4 separate regions of the Homo sapiens genome follow, and all the other regions are linked to region 4. Evidence: chromatin contacts called from ENCODE Hi-C data. All regions are on one chromosome and are shown on one strand. The core of a region is the stretch at or near the end of the contact, and the rest is flanking DNA. Distances in the headings are between cores, read along the strand shown. Region 1 overlaps RREB1 (ras responsive element binding protein 1). Region 2 has its middle 33 kb from the start of RREB1. Region 3 overlaps RREB1 (ras responsive element binding protein 1). Region 4 overlaps BLOC1S5-TXNDC5 (BLOC1S5-TXNDC5 readthrough (NMD candidate)).

The links. Hi-C counts contacts between places; a loop is a spot of excess contacts on that map. Pooled maps may share reads with other maps.
Region 1: a loop to region 4 is called in a pooled map, with 16 times the contacts of the local background. The contact joins two enhancer-like sites. A Hi-C loop is called at or near these places in 3 of 37 single-sample maps with no recorded cell type and 4 of 50 pooled maps.
Region 2: a loop to region 4 is called in a map with no recorded cell type, with 18 times the contacts of the local background. The contact joins two enhancer-like sites. A Hi-C loop is called at or near these places in 2 of 37 single-sample maps with no recorded cell type and 2 of 50 pooled maps.
Region 3: a loop to region 4 is called in a map with no recorded cell type, with 22 times the contacts of the local background. The contact joins two enhancer-like sites. A Hi-C loop is called at or near these places in 6 of 37 single-sample maps with no recorded cell type and 4 of 50 pooled maps.

What each region holds. Positions count from the first base shown.
Region 1 is chr6:7,151,355-7,156,615 of GRCh38, forward strand. All of the region lies in intron 1 of RREB1 (ras responsive element binding protein 1), which reads left to right. Among named protein-coding and RNA genes, the nearest start is that of RREB1, 46 kb to the left of the region's middle. RefSeq lists an enhancer at 5,093-5,261. Within about 2 kb of position 3,102, at least 5 of the 41 ENCODE cell types and tissues checked have a DNase peak (open chromatin) inside an H3K27ac peak, as active enhancers do.
Region 2 is chr6:7,072,625-7,077,891 of GRCh38, forward strand. No RefSeq gene overlaps it. Among named protein-coding and RNA genes, the nearest start is that of RREB1, 33 kb to the right of the region's middle. RefSeq lists an enhancer at 1,036-1,275. Within about 2 kb of position 1,312, at least 5 of the 41 ENCODE cell types and tissues checked have a DNase peak (open chromatin) inside an H3K27ac peak, as active enhancers do.
Region 3 is chr6:7,134,479-7,139,634 of GRCh38, forward strand. All of the region lies in intron 1 of RREB1 (ras responsive element binding protein 1), which reads left to right. Among named protein-coding and RNA genes, the nearest start is that of RREB1, 29 kb to the left of the region's middle. RefSeq lists an enhancer at 2,534-2,603. Within about 2 kb of position 2,558, at least 32 of the 41 ENCODE cell types and tissues checked have a DNase peak (open chromatin) inside an H3K27ac peak, as active enhancers do.
Region 4 is chr6:7,961,774-7,967,094 of GRCh38, forward strand. All of the region lies in intron 4 of BLOC1S5-TXNDC5 (BLOC1S5-TXNDC5 readthrough (NMD candidate)), which reads right to left. Among named protein-coding and RNA genes, the nearest start is that of TXNDC5, 54 kb to the left of the region's middle. RefSeq lists an enhancer at 1,909-1,958. Within about 2 kb of position 1,583, at least 3 of the 41 ENCODE cell types and tissues checked have a DNase peak (open chromatin) inside an H3K27ac peak, as active enhancers do.

The DNA.
Region 1 (5,261 bases), core at 1,852-4,351, 810 kb before region 4:
CAAGATTTCAAGGAAAAGTGGACAATGCCTGCTTTTATCTAAGGGATTTCAGCAGTCATATGATCTACAAACCAGCCCCCAGGAGCAGCAGGCCCTGGCAACCTCTGTGCTATGGAGTCCACGCAGAACAGGGACTTCAAAGTGCTTGGGGTGTGCTGGCTTGGGAGTCATTTCGCTGAGAACTGGTTTTGGTCATGGCCTTAACATCTGCATAGATGTTGCACATTGCAGGCACATGACACTTGAATGGGCTGAGATTTAGGTGCAAGTTGGTAGAGCTTAAAGGGGAGGTAACATTAGTGAGGCCAATGGGCAGCAGCCCCACTGCTGAGCACACACTGCAGTTCCCTGCAGGGTCAGGGAGAAGGTGGCCTTGCCAGGTTGAGGCTAGGAGCAGAGATCATCTTGTTAAGTTCTCACAAATCAATTACTGACACGGGAACAGTGTGTAAAAGTCTGAAACCACAAATCTTTTTGGACATTTTGGCTGTATAAAGCATATCATTTATAAGCTCCCAGGAATTTACTTATAGTTTGAGTGTCTCTTGTGATGAACAGGACTATGGGGGAGAAATAAACCAAGCAAGTGAAATCACAGAAACTATGTGAAATCACTTTTAGATGGCTTTCGTTTTCAAAACGTTGGATATTCTCACTATATTTCCCTTGTAGGTACATACACAAGGACATTGATTTGAGGATGCATTATGAGTTTTAGAAAATCACCTTGCTAAATAATAGGGAGTTCTGGGGCTTTATGGGAGAGTGATAGTAAGATGTGATGCTGAGTTTTTTAGCTGTGTGTATAAGTCCACTTGGTATCTAATTGCACATTATTCCTGTTGTTTCCAGTATCCTAAGGGAACCTCTCTCAGTGTTAGCTCCTTATGAAAAGTACAGAAATAATCCTGTTTTAGGGTGTACATGATGACTTTCTTGGTCTCTCTAATTTCTTATAAGTGGTGTATTACATGATTTTAAAAATAGACCTTCACTAATGTTAGATCTTTAGGTTTTCATTATTGTTAATTGACTTTTTTTATGTCTCCTGAAAGACAGAAATGAAGAAAATAATCCACTCACCAAAAAACCCAACAGTTGCTGAATAGCTATGAAACATATGAAAGAAATTCAGCCTTTAGCATTGGGGCCTTTTTATTATTCTCAAGTTTGATTTTACAGCTGAGCTATAAATGTGACCAAATGCATCACATGAGTGTTTACCTTTTTTTTCCTTTCCTTTTTGGCCACATGGAAGTACCTAAAGAGATGGAATGTGACACACCCAGAGAATGAGGCACTGGAGGGGCCTATGAACTTGAGAAGGCCAGGAGCAGCAGGGTCCCTTCATCTCAGTGCTTAGCTTTGCCAGTGCTAAGTGGGAAGCAGAAGTCACTGAGCTCCTTAGCAAGTGAGTTTTTAAAATGTGTGTGTGTACACAAAGGAGTTGTTCCAGTGCTCTCTGTAGAAAGTGCTAGAGAGAATTCTAGCAGGAAATTCCACCACCTTTGAGATTAGTTGTCAATCCCACTAAAAGATAGCCCTCCAAAGAAGTGCTGCTTTGCTCTGCAGACCTGAAAGGTCCTATGCGATTCTCTTACATACTTCTTAGTTCCCTCTCCCCAATTCTTTTAATTTTGTGTATTTCATGAATTTTGTAGTCTTAAGTTGTTAATTGAGGTGTTCTGGATTGTAATGTGTTTTGGTGTGTGTGTGTGACAGTGAAGGAGGTATTAATCTTTGTGAGAGGGTTTTTTTTTTTTTTTTTTTTTGAGGAAAATATTTTTAATGTTTCATTCCACAGTCTGGTAAGTTGTATACTGTTGACAGCTCATTACCTACATGTTAAACTGCAAAATGTTCCTAGATTAGTAGAACTATTATTTTTTTTTAAAAAAAGTAGCTTTGTGGTTAAATTCTGATGCCCTTAAAGAGATCACTTTCTCCTGTTTTGGCAAAACAAGTTATCAGTCCACACGTGATTACATAAATAAAATTGAAACCCTTTACTCTTGCTCCTCCCTACTCAATTAAAGTCAAGGGATTCCAGTAGTGGTATACACACACACACACACACACACACACACACAAATCCTCCAATGTATTTACTTTTCACATTTTTAATACATTTTAGCGGACTGAGCTTTCTAAATTATTAGCAACTAGTACATAATCATGTTGCAGTAAATAATTTTTTTAGTTAGTGAGAAACAGACCGAAAATAGGAGGTTAAAAACAGTTCATCTGTTTTGGTGAATAGAAGTGAATGAGAGTAGGGTAGAAATTCTGGCTGATTTTATAAAATATCTCAGATCTGTTTGATAGGTTGGGCTTAAGACTGATGATGTGGGCATCCTCTTTATAATGAAGTCAGGCTAAGCGAAGCTATGTTGAAGTATCAAACAAAGCCTGAAATCCCAGTGGCTCAACCCATAAAGTGCCGTTGCTTGTTGGTGTAGAATCCTCTGCAGGTCTGGCAGCTCTCTAGTATAGCTCCCTTACAAGTGGTAACCCAGGGATCCAGGCTGCTCTTGTCTTATAGCTACTCTGTCATTACACATGCTTCCAGGTTGCCACCACAAGGAAAGAGCTAGTGGGTTACATACTGACTTTGAAAGGCTGCAGTCTGGAAGTGATGGCTGGTACTTGTGCTCACAGCTCATTGGCCAGGACTAGTCATGTGACCTGCCTGACCACAAAGGTATACGGTTGCCAGGAAATATGGAAGAATATGTGGATATTCTTTGAGCAGTGAGCATCTTTGCTTTATTCTCCTTTTCCATTTCATCTCCATAAGGTTCTCTATGCACATAAACTAGATGAAGCTTAGGCCTGAAGCCTAGAACATAATGACACTTTGGTTCTCAAAGTGTGGTCCCCAGACAAGCAGCATTAGCATCACCTGGGAACTTGTTAGAAACACAGATTCCTAGGCCCCACTCCAGCCCTGCTGAATCAGAAATGTGGAGGTGGGGCCCAGAAATCTGTTATCATAAGCTCTCCAGGTGCATACTAAAGTTTGAAAATGACTGCCCAGTGGGAGTACAATGTTTGTAGCACCTGTTGAACTCATCACTGGGGACGTGAAGGACTAATAGACACTTGCTAATGTGAACGTACAGTATGTGTGCTCAGGTGTGAGCATGTATATGATAATAAAAAGCACTGAGGGATGGTATCATGTGTGCCAGACAGGTTTTAGCACTTTATAGATTTGACTAATCTATTTCTCAGAACAGTCATATGATTTCAGTATTATTATTGTCTCCATCTCACAGATGAGGAAATTGCAGAACTGAGAGGTTCCCTAACTGTCTAAGGGTCAGGCCACTTACCACTGCTGGCAAGTGGTAGAGGCAGGATTTGCGATGTGGTTCCAGAGCCTACTCCTTAACTACCATGCAATTCCGCTTGTTCATCTTTGGGTGGTTACCCACCGGGCCTTAAGGTAGTCTTTTCATTTTTTCTTGAATGGAGACAGTCTGTCAGAGTTCGCAGGAAGTGTGGTGTGCTGGTGACAGTTCACATTCCAAGTTAAGCCCCCTTACCACGAGCTTCATTCGTTGGTGGTTTACGTGTGGGGGGTGCTGGTGACAGTGTTGGTCAATACTAGAGGGGCATGGCTAGGCAGCAGCTGCCCAGTCATTTAAAACTGAACAATAAATAGAACGGGGTTGTTAGGGGCGGAACGAAGGGGCCTAGTGGGAAGTGGTTTCTCAGAGGGAGATAGTTCAGTCGCACTAGAAGAATATTTTCTTCAGTTAACCTATGTGTAATTTTCAGGCTTATGAGAAGAAAGGCCCTGTTCTCATCACCCTCCCTTTTGATTCTTCTTTGGTCTTTTTCCATCATCCATCTGCCTGCCCTGAGATGCTCATCTGAGGCCTGATTCCATCAGGTGGTCTGAAGAAGGTTTCTATGAAGTCTTTATGAGCTGGACTTCAGTTTTGTTTTGTTTGTTTGTTTGTCTGAGACAGAGCTTTGCTCTGTTGCCCAGGCTGGAGTGCAGTGGCACGATCTTGGCTCACTGCAACTTCCGTCTCCCGGGTTTAAGCGATTCTCCTGCCTCACTCAGCCTCCCGAGTGGCTGGGATTATAGGCCTGTGCCACCACACCCAGCTAATTTTCATATTTTTGGTAGAGACAGGGTTTCACCCTGTTGGCCTGGCTAGTCTCGAACTCCTGACCTCAGGTGATTGGCCTGCCTCAGCCTCCCAAGGTGCTGGGATTACAGGCGTGAGCCACAGCATCCGGCCAGGACTTAAGTTTTAATAGAGAAAATGTGTTTTCCCTTCCAAGAAACCTGATAAAATAGTTTCCTCCCCTTGCACTTGGGAAATCCAGATAGAGTTAGATGTGATTTAATCTTTTGAATTTTGAACTGATTGAAAAGGATTTTCCAAGTGACATTAAGAACTTGCATCCTTTTAAATTTTTTAATTATTAACTGCATTTTCTTTCTTCCAGGTGGGTCTATTATTTGTTGTTGTTTAGGTGTCCTTTGCTGGCCCATGTATTCCCTTGGCTTCTTTGTCTTTTGTGTTCAGCAGACTAGAACTGAGACAGCTCCTTGGCAGCTCTGTCCTGGACAGTACCGGCTTTAACTCTAGGTAGAAGATAAAGATAGCATCACCCCTTTCGGGTTTCATGTTGGCTGGGAACAGCTGCTAAGCTTTGTATAACTCACAAAGTAACATTTCATTCCAGATTTGCTGAAATTTTTAGTTTTCTGCAAGCCAGGGCTTAACCACGGGGTTTTTTCTCATTCACACTTAAGAGTCTAGACTTTTCGTTTGAGAAGCAGTTGCTTGTCTTGGAGTTTAGTAATTGAAGGGAACAGAGGTGGGAGAGGGAGGAAATTATTTGCATAAGTTGTTTTAAAGCTCCGTCCACTTCCTTTCCCTTCATCACTTTAAATGGTTTAATTTGCTTAGGTACTTCAGCAGAGGTGTAGATAATTGAGGTAAATCTCGAGTCAAATCTAAACAAAAGAAAGAACTGACCTAAAAAAGAGCAACTGAACTCACACTAATTGAATCACAGATTTGCTCAGACCAATCTAACCTGTGAGGAAGGCCAGGGAACACTGTGCCCTTGATGTGCTTTTTGCCTCTTAAGAGGGAACACCAGCCAGTCCCTTGTGGCTCTCCCAGCCACCTTCCGCACTGAGCCACATCTGGGTTAGAGCTGCAAAATTCACCCTGAAAAAAATGTGAAAGCCATTTTGGGTTGGACATTTGTAAAACAAATTTTTTCTCCTT
Region 2 (5,267 bases), core at 62-2,561, 890 kb before region 4:
CTGCAACTGTGTGTATTCCTACATCTCCCTACATACGTAGAATATATTATATTACATATGTATTAGTGTATAGTAAATATTCCTACATATCATATAATATATAGGAATATATATAACTTTTAAAATATATTAAAATACCTTAAAACTTTTGATGCTCTTATAAGTGGTATTTTTAAGTGTTTCTGTGTACAGTGTTGTGTTTAGTTAGTATGTTTTAAGAGCTGATTATGACCATCTTTGATAAATACTTAAATACTTGTGTTGCATGAGGTACTGCTTGGAGGCTGGGCACAGTGGCTCATGCTTGTAATCCCAGGACTTTGGGAGGCCGAGGTGGGCAGAACACTTGAGGTCAGGAGTTCGAGACCAGCCTGGCCAATGTGGTGAAACCCCCATCTCTACTAAAAATACAAAAACGAGCCGGGCGTGGTGGTGGACACCTGTAATCCCAGCTACTAAGGAGGCTGAGGCACGAGAATTGCTTGAAGGCAGGAGGTGGAGGTTAAAGTGAGCCGAGATTGTGCCATTGCAATCCAGCCTGGGCGACAAGAGCCAAACTCCGTCTCAAAAAAAAACAAAACAAAACAAAACAAAAAGAGAGAGAGAGAGATACTGCCTGGGACCAGAAATATGGACACTTTTATCTGGCTGATGGCCCATCACGATTACTGCTCTGTTCTCACAGGGTTGAACATTTTACTCACTTTACATGATTTTAAACCACTGTATCCCATTGACTTCTGTTGTTGAAACAGAGGATTTTGGCAGCCTGGTTCATTTTCTCTTGTATATCAGGTTCTTTGGGTTCACTATTTTCTTTTTAATAAGATCATGATATTTCAGTGTTTACCTATAGCTCACCCACCATTTAGGTTTTATTTCCAGTGCTCTCATGCTTCCCTAAATCCTGTACGAAAGATGCTATGTCAGGAGGCACGGTGACTCAGGCCTGTTGTCCTGGCACATAAGAAGGCGAGGTCAGGTGTTTGAGACTAGACTGAGCAACATAGGAAGCTCTCATCTATTAAAAAAACAACAAAAAAACCAAAAACAAAAAAACATGCTATGTCCTTGGCTATTCGAGCCACAGCTTTGTGCATTGACACACATCCAGCATCAGCAAGCTTTTTCTAAATGAGAACAAGCGTCATTCCTTTGTCCATTTGTCAGACTTGTCACATATGTCTCTATGGGATTATAGTTTTTTTAAAAAAAGAAAAGAAAGTAAAGGGGGAAATATCTGTAGGTTCCCCTTGCCTGTGTGTTCCTCTGCTTTCAGCTCTTCAGCACAGGCAGTCTCGGTCACGTGGCCCTGCTCACGCAGGGCCCAGACCCACGCTGCGAAGCTCTGTATGATTGTGTTTTGGGTTGCAGGAGGCAGAAACTCAAAGTGAAACCAATGAAAAAAACCAATGTGTTCTTAATGGTTTTTACCTAAACCATAAATCCCTCTCTTCGAGGGAGAGGGGAATCACCCAAGATTTGGCCCAGTTCCCTCATTAAGTTCCAGGGCTATATTTGTCTGTATTTTTTCTTTTCTTTTCTTTTTTTTTTTTTTTTTTTGTTCATATGTGTGTCAGTTTGGTGACGACCTGTGTCCAACTCACTCAAGGAAGATATTTAAAATGCAGATTCCAGGGCCTGATCTAGACTAAGGGAATAAGACAGTGGGAAGAGGAGGAGGTAGAGAGTTGAGTCTCCTGACTCCCTGGTGGTGCTGACAGTCAAACAGGACTTACTAACAATGATGAAGGTATTATGGGCTCAGATTTTTATCCATCACTACATTATCACTAAATTTTTTTTTTTTTTTGAGACCAAGTCTCACTCTGTTGCCCAGGCTGGAGTGCAGTGGTGTGATCTTGGCTCACTGCAACATCCGCCTCCTGGGCTCAAGCGATTCTCCTGCTTCAGCCTCCCGAGTAGCTGGGACTACAGGCGCACACCACCATGCCCAGCTAATATTTGTATTTTTAGTAGAGACGAGGTTTCACCATGTTGGCCAGGATGGTCTCGATCTCTTGACCTCGTGATCTGCCCACCTCAGCCTCCAAAGTGCCAGGATTACAGGTGAGAGCCACCGTGCCAGGCTTAATTTTTATATTTTTAGTGGACACAGGGTTTCACCATGTTGGCCAGCCTGGCCTCGAACTCCTGACCTCAGGTCATCCACCTGCCTCAGCCTCCCAAAGTGCTGGGATTACAGGCATAAGCCACTGCGCCTGGCCTAATGGAACATTTTTTACCAGGTTTAAAATAAGATATCTAATGCCAGATGCTGTGGCGCACACCTTTAGTCCCAGCTGCTTGGGAGGCTGAGGCAGGAGGTTTGCTTGAGCCCAGGAGTTTGAGACCTGCCTGGGCAACATAGTGAAACCGCATGTCTATATGAATAAAATAAATAAATAAATAAATAAATAAATAAATAAAATAAATGAAATAAGATAGCTAACACTTATTAAGTGCCATGTGTCAGGCAGGCACTTCACATTTAAACCTATGTGTAGGCTACTATTGTTAGTCCCACTTTATAGAAAAGGAAACTGAGGCACATAGAGTTTAAATGCTTTGCCCTGAGTCAAACACCTGAGGCAGAATTGTCATGTTCTTTGACAATCTTCAAAGCAAATTCACGATATTTGTTAATTACAAAATAACGGAGTCTCTGGCACAAATGGGCCCAAAGAGTCTGCTTGGATCATAATCATGCCTTGGTGCTATATTAGGTCCCTTATAAATTATTCATTCTTTTAGCAAGTTCTTACTGAGCATTTAGAGTCCCCGTGGCTTGGGACAGGTATTCCACAAAAGGGAGGGATGTACAGGAAGTTATACAGACAAACTAGAAACTTCTTAGCAGATGCCTGTGCATAAATGAGAGGACTTGGATTAGGGCTGGGGGGAGCGGTGCTGACAGAATTACTGTCCAGAGAGCTGTTATCTTGTTATCTGTTATCTTGGCTGTGTGCTAAATGTTTTAGGTGTATTTTTTTCATTAATTTCTCACAAGAACCCCACTGGGTTAAATTCTATGAATAATCTATTGAACAGGAAACTGAGGCTTAGAGATGTGAAGAGACTTGCCTGTGGTCATATGGCTTCGGCCTCATGGTTGTGATATGAAGGCAATGCGTATCTCTCTCTGGACCCTGGCTTTCATCCGCTGGATTTTCTGCTTTCGTCAAATAGGATTTTGTTTTCTAGAAGAGAACTGCCATCCCTCTGATAGTGACCCAGATGGCCCCATCACTAGGATCACTCTGGGCTTTAAAGAGATCATGGCTTATGATGTCAGTCATCGTTGGCTTGGCCTCTCTATTTTGTCCTCTGGTTCTGGTGTCCTCACCTGGCCCCTAGGGAATCCTTCAGAAATATTAGTATCAAGGCCATGTCCATGGCCTATAACCAGATTGGCAGATGTCTGTAGGCTGGAGGAAGCCAAGAACTGTTTTTGAAGGAGCATCATGGCTTTGTCCATCCACACTTACTGCTGTGCAGAGGTGAGGGGCCTTCTGTCCCTACTCAGGCTTCTTCATTTTCACTAGAGGATGTTCAATGTTTTGTATTGTTCCCTATGCAGATGGGTATTCAATATAATTTTTTTTTTGAGATGGAGTCTCACTCTGTTGCCCAGGCTGGAGTGCAGTGGCGCGTTTTCGGCTCACTGCAAGCTCCACCTCCCAGGTTCACGCCATTCTCCTGCCTCAGCCTCCCCAGCAGCTGGGACTACAGGTGCCCGCTGCCACACCCAGCTAATTTTTTGTATTTTCAGTAGAGACGGGGTTTCATCGTTATAGCCAGGATGGTCTCAATCTCCTGACCTCGTGATCCACTCGCCTCAGCCTCCCAAAGTGCTAGGATTACAGGCGTGAGCCACCGCATCTGGTCTCAATATAATTGTTTTTGAGCCACTTCAGAAGGGTAAAATGGAAGAAACCTTAGAAATTTGATGTCTCCATTTTACTGAAAAAGGAAGGAAAAACCTACATATTAAGTTACTTATTCAAGGTAACAACTAATTAGTGGCAAGACTGGAATCCAGTTCCTGACGCTCAGTTCAATATCTTCCTTTTACCCCTTTAATCTGATTTTACGCGAGGACTGCCCTAATGAGTCTGAATCTTGTCATGAATAAGCTGTAAGAAATTCAACTTCAAAATGATTCCTGTGGTGGGGCTTTGTTTTCAGAGGCAGGTTTACCTTCCTAATTATGAATTATTGAGGTTAATGATAAAGTGACTTTACATTTCTAAATAAATAGCGGCAGGTGATGGCAGAGGATCTCCTAAAATAGTATCAGGTCAGCTGGAAACTTTAATATTCAGCAAAGTAGAAAACCTACTTGTTGATATTACATTTGCTTATACGTGTTTTTAATGAGAAAGAAGAAAATCTAACAAAAAGATAAGAAGAGATGAGGTACATGTTGTTGTTACCATAATTATTGCATTTTGATCTATTCTCGGCCTGCTTCCTTACTGTGGAGGCCTCAAACACACAAGCATGGGTTGTCACTTATGTCATCCCTGTGACCCAGTGTCCTTGGAGAATGGGCATATGAGAGGTGCAAACTTAATAAAGAATCCATTCATTAGATGTACTTCATTCATAAAAATAATCCCACCATTACAGATTAGTTAAGACAGTAACATCAGGACCATGCCTGTAACTCGTTATAGTTGGCCTTAGGATTCAACCAGCCGAGGATCCAAAATATTCTAAAACAGAGCTGGGCGTGGTGGCATGTGCCTGTAATCCCAGCTACTTGGGAGGCTGAGGTGACTAGGAGTTCAAGACTAGCCTGGGCAACATAGTGAGACCCTGTCTCTAAAAAAATAAATAAATAAATAATGTAAAAAATTTATTGGAAAAATAAAAACAACAAAAATAATACAAATAAAAAGCAATACAGTACAACAACTATTTACACAGAATTTACATTGCATTAGGTGTTAGAAGTAATGTAGAGGTGATTTTAAGTATATGAGAAGGCTGGGCACAGTGGCTCATGCCTGTAATCCCAGCATTTTGGGCGGCTAAGGCAGGCGGGTCACTTGAGCTCAGGAGTTCAAGACCAACCTGGGCAACATAGTGAGACTCTGCCTCTACCAAAAAAAAAAAAAAAAAATACACGTGAACAAACTGAGACTGGAAAAAAAAGTTAAAAGTAAAAAGTATATGAGAGATTGTGCATAGGTTATTTGCACATACTATGCCATTTGACATCAGGGACTTCAACACCTGTGGATTTTGATATCTGCGGGGGT
Region 3 (5,156 bases), core at 1,308-3,807, 830 kb before region 4:
GCAATTATTCCCCATCTTTTTAAATGTAAGATACTCTTTTAATGTAAAAAATTTCCAGACCAAGTGTGATTTTAATTATTTTTTTAGATTCTGTTGAGAAGCTCTAATGACAGAAAAACTCTATCGACATTTTAGTGGCACTTATCTTTATTAAATACAGCAGCATTTTCATATACTTGCAAAATAATTGTACATATATGTGTAAATTTAATTGATTTCTAGATGCTTGATGAGCAAATGAATAAGTGGATCCCTTGAAATAGCTCCCTGGAGGGCCCCTGCCCTAGAGGAAGACAGATCCTGCATATGTAACCCTAAAGTCTAATGTCAGGAAAATAACGATTAGACTAGTTCTGAACCGCAAGTGGAGTTCTGTAACTAGAGCTAAACGCCACTGTATGACAAGTTAGGAAGATATATTTTCTTCCACCTGTTCATACACTGAACGGTTTCCAGAGCAGCCCTTGATATCACCTCATTTTCCTCATCATTTCAAAGAATTCTATTGGGAAAGAGAATGCAATCAGCCAGATTGTAAGAAACATTTGGACATACTTAATGACTCTCCCTTGGCCCTTTTAATTAATCTACTGTGATCTATTAGAGAGAGGACTGGGTTTGTTAGCTAGGAGACTAACGTAAGGTCCTGAATGCAAGCCCAACCTTGATTATGATTAAAACAGAAAAAGATATACTTCACACCTTGGTTTTTCCATCTCTAAAATGGGTAGAATTATCTTCCTTGTGCCTTCTTAGGAGGTGACACAATGATACCCATGGGCAGCATTTTCTTTCTTTTTAATCAGTAAACGTAAACAAAAACCTTTGTAAGGATGGAAGCTATTGGAAAGTACCATATAAAGGATTAGGACCGTAAATCCAGGGAAATTCTAAGCATTCTGAAAGCTGCTTTTAGGCAGGGCAGCAGCCAAAAGACCAGCTGGTAGATTGAGACCTTTCTGAAAAACCTGACTTCATTCTCTTGTGGTTCCATTTTCCTTTTTTTCAAATGGGGTCTAGTGGCTTAGCTGTGGTTATTCCACAGCTGATGCCTCTTTCATTGCTGTTCTTCTGGTTCTGACAACAACAGCATTCTTGCACCACTTAACTCTCCAAGATGCAGGCAGGGGAGGTGACTGCCTCATTTCTGATGTGCTTGTTAGCTACAGGAAAAGCATCTTAGTATTCTACCTTTGTCTAGGACTTGGGACTGGGAGCAGGTATTCCGTTTAAGTTTTATGTGCCATCTGTATATTTTCAAAAACATTTAACATGATCTTTATTTCAAGCTTTTATAGCCCTTTCAAGTTGCTCTAGGGGACTTAGCAAAACAGGTAGACAGTAAGTATGGATCAACTGAGCACAGGAAAGAATGGGATTTGGGAAGATCACATTGTTTGGATTTTCTGCTGATACTAAAGCTGGATTTTTACTACACAGGCAGGGAGAAATTACTGTCCTGTGGTGGACCTGGTGAGAGAGGTGGCATATGACTAAGCAAGTCAGCTGACCTCAATTAAAGGGCTGTGACCATCTGTACAATGGGACCAGTACCTCCTCCAACTGTTGGTCTCAGCTGAGTGAGATTCCCATGTCTGAGGAGGTGATCAGGGGTGATGATGACTTTTGATGGAACTGACCTCACACAGGTTTCTGGGGGAAAAAACCCACCAAACTTTATTTTAAGAATTCTAAAACAATTTTACAATTCTGATTTGAGTAGAAGTTTGATTTGAAAAGGGACTTCATCTGCACCTTCTCTCTTGCCTTTGTTTATAGATGTCAGTAATGCCCGTATTTTAAAAAGTTGAAATGAGTTATAAATTATATCTTAAGGATTTTAGTTTGTTTTGAAGAATTGTTTAATTGGCTAGGATTTCTCCCCCCTTCAGTAGCTTCAGATCCCAATGGCTAGGCAATATGGAGATAATAGTAAACAGGATTTTGTAAGAGATGTTATTTATTTATTTATTTTTAAATAGAGATAAGGTCTTGCTATGTTGCCCAGGCCGGTCTCGAACTCCTGGGCTCCAGCAACCCGCTATCCTCAGCTTCCCAAAATGTTGGGATTACAGGCATGAGCCACTACCCTCAGCCTGAGACATTATTTGAGGAGGAGGTCATGAATATATAATTAACTTAGGAGTACAAATGAAAAGTTTTCTCTTGAACCTACCTTTTTGAACAGAAGAGGTGATTTTTAGGTATAATGGTGTGCAAAGTAACAAATAACAGCCTCTAAAGACATTTAAAACAATAAATAAAGCATAAATATCTTTATTCAGGATGAACTGAGTTCTGAAGCCTGATGTTTTCAAGAGTTCTTTATTATCAGGTGGCTTGTGAAAGCCCGTCGTTAACCAAACGTGTTGTGTTTGCCTCAGAATTTTATTAAAAAGGTATGCATAGGTTCATATCCCCCTTATGTGAGGTGGCAGTGAAACAGAAACTTGATAGAAATATTGAGGAGGGGAAAAGATGAAGCCACCGCGGCACCTGGCCTCCCTCTTTCACTTCCCTTTCCAACTCTGCTCCTTTGAGATGTTCTTCGAGAAGATGGAGGAAGCTTGCTGGGTTTAGGGTCATCACCCAGGATCTGGCGACGGGAGTGCCTCAACATGGGGAGTTCCCTCCCCAAAGCCCAGAGCTAATTCGTCACATCCAGCTGCTGTCAGGAGTTGAGCAGTCCTGTCCCCTGGCTTTCCTGGGAAGGCCTGGGTGGAGGCGGCAGGAGCAGGCAAGGGACCAAGAGAGTGCCTGCTAGACCTGATGCCTCTCCCTTCCCCCCTGAGCCCCCAGGGAAGGAGCTGCCTTATAGACTCGGGTACAGGGAGGCAGGGAATAGAGGGTTGGAATCCAGAAAAGAGGGTGGAGGGCATGACTGCAGTTACTGCCATTGTCTCAGGACAGACAGACCAAGCCCTGGTACAGAAATTGTTTGGCTGTTGGCCTTTTCTCTTCAGATGTTTACATGCAGGAAGTGCCTTTGATAAAGTATGGTTTGCTAACATGAGTATGATATGCATGCGCATTTTTGGATGCCAAACACATAGGCAGATGAAACTAAGAAGCCAGATGCTAAGATAGTTGTTGATGAATTGAAACTAGCCTAACTGGCTCCACTGTTGGAGTCATTTGCTCAAACTACTCCAAACTTTTGTTTGGTCTACTGAAAACATTAGTTGGAAAGGTACAGCGTTAATTTAAGGCAGGGAAGCCTCCAGCACGTGAGAGTCGTGTCTCTCTCGGTGATGCTGGGAGGGAAGGATGGGAGATGAGAGTCATTTCACGGCCGCCTAGCTCCTCCTCTTCCTCTCCCTGCCCTGGAGCTGCAGCCTCAGCTTTCAGAGTCTCTTGCCTGGTGGTAGGCCCGGCGAGCGGTTGGATTTTAAGTATCTCAGTTATTTTCAGTATCATCAGTCATCACTTTCAGAGTTCCTTTTCTTTTTCAAGGGTACCCAGTCTAACTGTTTAGCTCCTTTTCAATAGCCCTCCTCACTCACTTACGCCTAGTCAGGAAGATTAATAATGTTAACTGATTTACTATCACTGCAAAAAGCATTAGTTAATTAGACTTTTACACCTCAGTCAGATGGCATTAGACACCCTTTGTGCACTTTAACTCAAGGATGTTAAAGACCTAAATCTTTCAGAAAAAAAGAAAAGAAAGAAAAAGGACAGGCACTTTTCCAGTTTAAGCTGCATGTTGGTCCATGTTAATTAGGCATTTGTCCTTTAGTCTGGAGGTGATAGAAAATGCCAGTTACTGTGGTATTTAACTGACATCAAACTCCTGTCCAAATAATTCAGTTGGGCCCAGCCTTCTCTCTTAATTGGTGGGAAGGAAAACTTCGGCACACACCCAGAATAGGGAGGAAACTGTTACGTTGAACATTTTGAAGTTTCATTCTGAAGGATCTGAAAGACACTTGAATATTTTTTAAATTAACTATCCAGTTGAGCTTTTTAAAAACAGTAACAAAAGAATCTCCCCTCAAACTTGAGCTACCCCAAATGATTAGCTTTTGTAAGTCTTCAGAAAATGAAAGTTTAGTCATTGTAATCCAAGGTCAAAGTGGTGGTTGTTATCCAAAGCTCTTATAGATTTATGTATCTGTTTGGCCCTGTTTTAAACAGTGCTCTGAAAATTGACAGTTTTCTAGCTCACACTCGTATTTCTTTATTAATACCAGAAATTCACAAGTGGGTTAAGGCACCCACCAGTATACACATTTAAAAATCAATATATGCTAGCATATTGGGACAAAAGTGACATGAATATGATTGTTTCATGGGAGCAATTAGATGACACTTTTTTTGTTTTGTTTTTAAAAGTAACTTGTTCCTAGTTGCTGGAGAAGGTAATCCTCCGTAATAAGAGTATAGTTTACCTTATTCATGAGTTACGTAAAACAATTACAAAAATAATGAAAAGATTTTTTTTCTAACTTAGTAGGTAGCCTTATTTGACTCTAAACCTTACTCACTTTTGTGTATGGTTTCTAGCCAAAGGTTCACACATGTGAGAACATTTCACTTTTAGTACTGAACTACTTTTTCGTGCACTGAATGAATACAATATGTTAACACTCCTGTAAGGCCCAGAATTGCTTGGCTGCCCCTTGCCCTGCCTGCCTGGTACTGGCTGAAAAGGTACCATTGTTTGTTCTGCAAACACTGAGTGATGTTTGTTTCCAAGGTGACTGGTTCTATTGCTGCCCTTTAAGCAAAGGTGGGAGGGGGGATGGGGGAGAGAGAAAGTTGGCTTCAGACACCTGAGAGCATCCTGTTCTGGGTACAGTGTGTGTATGTATATGTTTGTAAGTTGAAATTTTATTTTAACTGAGGTAATTGGAGAAAAAGGGATAGTGTAGAAATGGGAGGAAAAGACAGTATCAGTAAGTTAAAAATATCAGTAGGTTCTGATGTTTAACTCAATATACTTTGAGTGAATGTAATGGTAAATGTTAAAATTAAAGATCTGGTTTGACTGAAGTTAACTTTACATTTGGAGTTAAGGGGAGAAAAATAGATAACTGTTGAAATGTTAAATTTATTTTTGCATAAAATAGTTCTGCTATAACCTATGTGTAGCTATTCAAACAAATAAATATTCGACAATATAACTGAATTGGTTATTGATCAGGTAGTTGGGC
Region 4 (5,321 bases), core at 333-2,832:
CACGCTGTTAGGGCTCTCCCAGAGAGTGGCTTCTTGGTTTTTGGCGTGTGTGTGTGTGTGTGTGTGTGTGTGTGTGTGTGTGCCGCAGTCTCGCTCTGTCACCCAGGCTGGAGTGCAGCGGCGCGATCTCGGCTCACTGCAGCCTCCGCCTCCCGGGTTCACGCCATTCTCCTGCCTCAGCCTCCCGAGTAGCTGGGACTACAGGCGCCCGCCACCACGCCCGGCTAAATTTTTGTGTTTTTGGTAGAGACGGGTTTTCACCGTGTTAGCCAGGATGGTCTGGATCTCTTGACCTCGTGATCCGCCCACCTCGGCCTCCCAAAGTGCTGGAATTACAGGTGTGAGCCACCGCGCCCGGCCAGGTTTTGGCCACTCTCAAAAGTGGAGACCTCAAAACCAAATTAGAAAGAACCACGGCGATGGAACTCACGACACAGGGTAACGGGATAAAGAGAGAAAGGGAGACACTTCAACATCCCTGTATTAGCCTTGACGGCTCAATTCATCAAAAAATACAGATTGAATATATAAGAAATACATATAAAAATGAAAAATATAATTAAAAGTACACATTATTTCATCATAACTTAAAAAATTAAAAGCTAATTAAAAATTTTTGGTTAAAAAGCTATTTAGAAAATGTTTAAAAACTCAATAAGTGGTTAAAGGAGAAAATTAACACTATAGTTACAATTATTTAGAAAAAATATGAGAAAATGTAAGTAAAATTATAGGAGACAAATTTTGCTCCTTGAGGCAAAGATTTTCACAGATTTCCCAAAAATAACATAAAAATCACTTACCATAAAAGAAAAATTTGATAAATTGGACTTCATCAAAATTAAAAACTTTTGCTCTTCAAAATAAACTGTTTTTTGGGGAGCTGAAGGAAATGTGCATTATCTTGATTGTGATGATGGCTTCAATGGTGTATACATGTCAAAACTCATCAAATTGTACACCTTAAACATATGTAATTTATTGTGGTCAACTATGTGTCAATAAAGTTGCAATGAAGAATTGGAAATAAAGAATTGGCAACTAAATACTTTTTTTTTTTTTTGAGACAGGGTCTCGCGCGGTCACCCAGGCTGGAGTGCAGTGATGCCATCATGGCTCACTGCAACCTCTGCCTCCCGGCTCAATTGATCCTCCCCTTCAAACTCCCCAATAGCTGGGACTACAGGTACTTGCCACCATGCCTGGCTAAATTTTGCTCAGTACAACTTTTTAAAACATGAACTAATTGTTGAGAAAATTAAAAGGCAAGCCATCAACCAGGAGAAAATATTTGTAATTAATGAGTCTGGCAAAGCACTTAAATTTAGAAAATATAAATAACTCTTACTATTCAACGATGGAACAAACAACACACAACCACACAGCCCATAAACTAAAGAGATCGGCACTACCCCCCGAAATGTACAAATGACCAAAAATAACATGAAAAGATGCTCACTATCTTTAGTCATCAGAGAAATGCAACTTAAAACCACAAAGAGATACCATTATACCGAACCGAGAACAGCTAAAAATAAAAAGACTACTAATAATCTCATTTATATACAGAATCTAAAACAAAAACCAACTCATAGAAACAGAGAGGAGAATGGTGGTTGGCAGGAGTTGTGGGTGGGGAAATGGGGAGATGTTGGTCAAAGGGTACAGAGTTTCACTTACAAAATGAGTAAGTTGGCCAGGTGCAGTGGCTCACACCTGCAATCCCAGCACTTTGGGAGGCCAAGGCAGGCAGATCACCTGAAACCAGGAGTTCAAGATCAGCCTGACCAACATGGTGAAACCCCATCTCTACTAAAAATACAAAAATTAGCTGGGTATAGTGGTGCACGCCTGTAATCCCAGCTACGTGGGAGGCTGAGGCAGAGAATCGCTTGAACCCAGGAGGCGAAGGTTGCAGTGAGCCAAGATCACAAGATCACGTCACTGCACTCCAGTGACTCTATCCCAAAAAAACAAAGCAAGTTCTAGAGACCTAATGTACAGCACAGTAACTGTAGTTAATAATAATGCATTATATGCCCGTAATTTGCTAAGAGAGGAGGTCTTAAGTATTCTCACTGCACGAGCACGCACGCACACACACACCCCCAAAAAGGTAACTATCTGAGGTGATGAATATGTTAATTAGCTTGTGATAATCATTTCACAATGTATACATGTATCAAAAATCATGTTGTACAACTTGAATTATATAATTTTTTATAAATTATACCTCAATAAAGTTAAAAAAACAAGGTTCAAGTTATAAAACATAGATATGTATAAGGATGTGAATATGTATATAAGCAATCAATATAGGAAAAATACATATACACAAATATATGCACATATACATTTCCTATTGAAAAGATGATGGCACCACATCCCTCTGTCTTGTCAAGGCAGTGCTTAGTTAAGAACACACCCCATCTACCACCAGGCAATTCAGTAAAAACAATGAGTGCTTTGTTTTTATGATGAGAAGGTAATGTATATAGTCTGCCACAATAATTTTCTGCTGTCTGCTTTTTTCATACTTAACAACTACTCTGATAACTCTTTCTAGAACATTCTCAGAATTAGCTCTAACCAAGCTCTAGCCCAAATGCCACTTTTACCTCTCAAATAAACTGCTTTTCCTACAGCCTGGACATCAAAAAAGTCCAAATAAGTGACCAAGAAATGGAAGAACACTTTTGAGTGACTGAGGAAGGGAAGAAATTAAATGAGCCAAGTCAGAACTCTCTGTAGGGTGAAGGTGAATGGGAAGCGTTGGGAAAAATCATTAGCACTTTTATGAAATGTATACATTTAAGATTATTTGTTGTTTTTGCCAGACTCCTTCCAGGCAAAGCATACATTTATAAATGTTTAAGTGTATTTTTTTTAAGTTCATTGCAGCTATAGAAATTGTTCCATAATGTGGAAGCCCCTGCCAAGTTTCCAGCTCTCAATTTCCCGAGATGTATAATTATATTATTATTATTATTATTATTTTTTGAGTTGGAGTCTCACTCTGTTGCCCAGGCTGGAGTGCAGTGGCGCGATCTCGGCCTACTGCAAGCTCTGCCTCCCAGGTTCACACTATTCTCCTGCCTCAGCCTTCCGAGTAGCTGGGACTACAGGCGTGTGCCACCACACCTGGCTAATTTTTTTGTATTTTTAGTAGAGACGGGGTTTCACCGTTTTGGCCGGGATGGTCTCGATCTCCTGACCTTGTGATCCACCCACCTCGGCCTCCCAAAGTGCTGGGATTACAGGTGTGAGCCACCGCACCCGGCCAGAATTATATTATTATATTATTTCGATTAAATGATTTGACTCTGTTTCTTCTGTATTAATGTTGATGTATCTTTCAGTGCATACTTGATACTTAAAAAAAAGAAAGACTACCAATACCAAGTGTTGGCAAGGATGTGGAGCAACTGAAACTCTCCTGTACCACTGGTGGGGATATAAAATAAAACATCCATTTTGGAAACGTTTGGCAGTTTCTTACAAAGTTAAGGATGCACTTAACATATCATTTAGCAAATCTGCCCCCAGGATTTTGCAAAAAAGAGATGAAAACACATCCACAAAAGACTTGTCTATGAATATTCACAGCAGCTTAATTCAAAATAGCCAAAAGGTGGGAAACAACTCAAACATCTATCAGTGAGTGAATGAATACACAAGTTGTGGTATGTTCATACAGTAATAAGATGCTACTCAGCAATAACAATAAAAGAACTGTTGATATACAGAACAACATAGATGAATCTCAAAAACAGGCTGAGTGAAAGAGGTCAGATACAAAGATTCCACTTACGTATGCATGATTCTACTTCTAGCAGCTTTCTGGATGGATGGAAATGTTCTGTACCTCGACTAGGGTGCTGGTACGTGGATTTATACATTTGTCAATACTCATCAAACTCTTAAGTGTACACATCTTATTGTACATAAATTATACCTCAATAAAGTTTATTTAAAAACACAAAAAGCAGCCATTCTGTTGCAGCTCATTGTGTAGGAAAGACATGTACACAATTTTGATGTGCTTATATTAATTACAGTGCAAACCGTGTTAAGAGCGCAAGCATGAAGAATATAAGTACACACCTTCATATAGCCACATCCACAGATTTTCACTTGATATATTGACTTTAAAAACATTTTGAGTCTTTGCTTAAAATTTTTCAGATACTCAAAATGGATAAAACTGGAAGACAGGTTAGGTTTTGGTTATTTTAACTATTAGTAAATCCACAAATAATTTATATTAGGCACCTGCTATGGTCTGAACATTTGTGTGCCCCCAAAATTCCTGTGTTGAAGCCTAATCCCCAGTGTGATGGCATTAAGAGGTGATTAGGTCATGAGGGGGATTAGTGCCCTCATGAATGAGACTAGGGCCCTTACAGAAGAGGGGGCTTGTTTGCCCTTGTATCGTATGAGGGCACAGCAAAAAGCCACCATCTGCAAACACTACTCTCACCAGACACTCAATCTGCTAGTCCCTTGACCTTGGACTTCCAGCCTCCAGAACTGTGAGAAATAAATTTGTGTTGTTTATAAGCCACCCAGTTTATGGCATTTTGTTGTAGCACCCAAACTTACTAAGATTAACACCATAATAAAAACCAAAAACGTGGCTGCAGGATGTCACGGTGGCTGGGAAGGTGGATTCTAATACTGGGTCCACCATACTGGCTGCACGGCCTTGGGCCAGCTATGAAATCATTCTGAGCTGTAGCTTCCTACTTTGTAAGTTTGTGAGGGCTAAATTAAATGAGAAAACCTATGTAATGCTTTTAAAACAGTGGCTGTTGGCCAGGTGTGGTGGCTCACACCTGTAATCCCAGCACTTTGGGAGGCCGAGGTGGGTGGATCATTTGAGATCAGGAGTTCGACACTAGCCTGGCCAACATGGTGAGACCCCGCCTCTACTGAAAATACAAAAATTAGCCAGGCTTGGTGGTGGGCACCTGTAATCCCAGCTACTCAGGAGGCTGGGGCAGGAGAATCTCTTGAAACTGGGAGGTGGAGGTTGCAGTGAGCCAAGATCATGCCACTGCACTCCAGCCTGGGTGACAGAGCGAGACTCTGTCCAACCCCCCGCCACCAGAAAAACAGTGGCTGTTATTAAATAAGCCCTCAACATAAATATGTAATGCTATTACTGTTGTCTCGGGACATTTGGATGAGTTCTGTCTGGGAAGGCAGATACTCCTAGTACAGTCCTATGCCTGCCCTTCCTGAGTTTGCAAGTACAGAGAAAAATACACAGGAATTACCACCCCCCATCAAATATATATATTCAGATCCACACACGCACC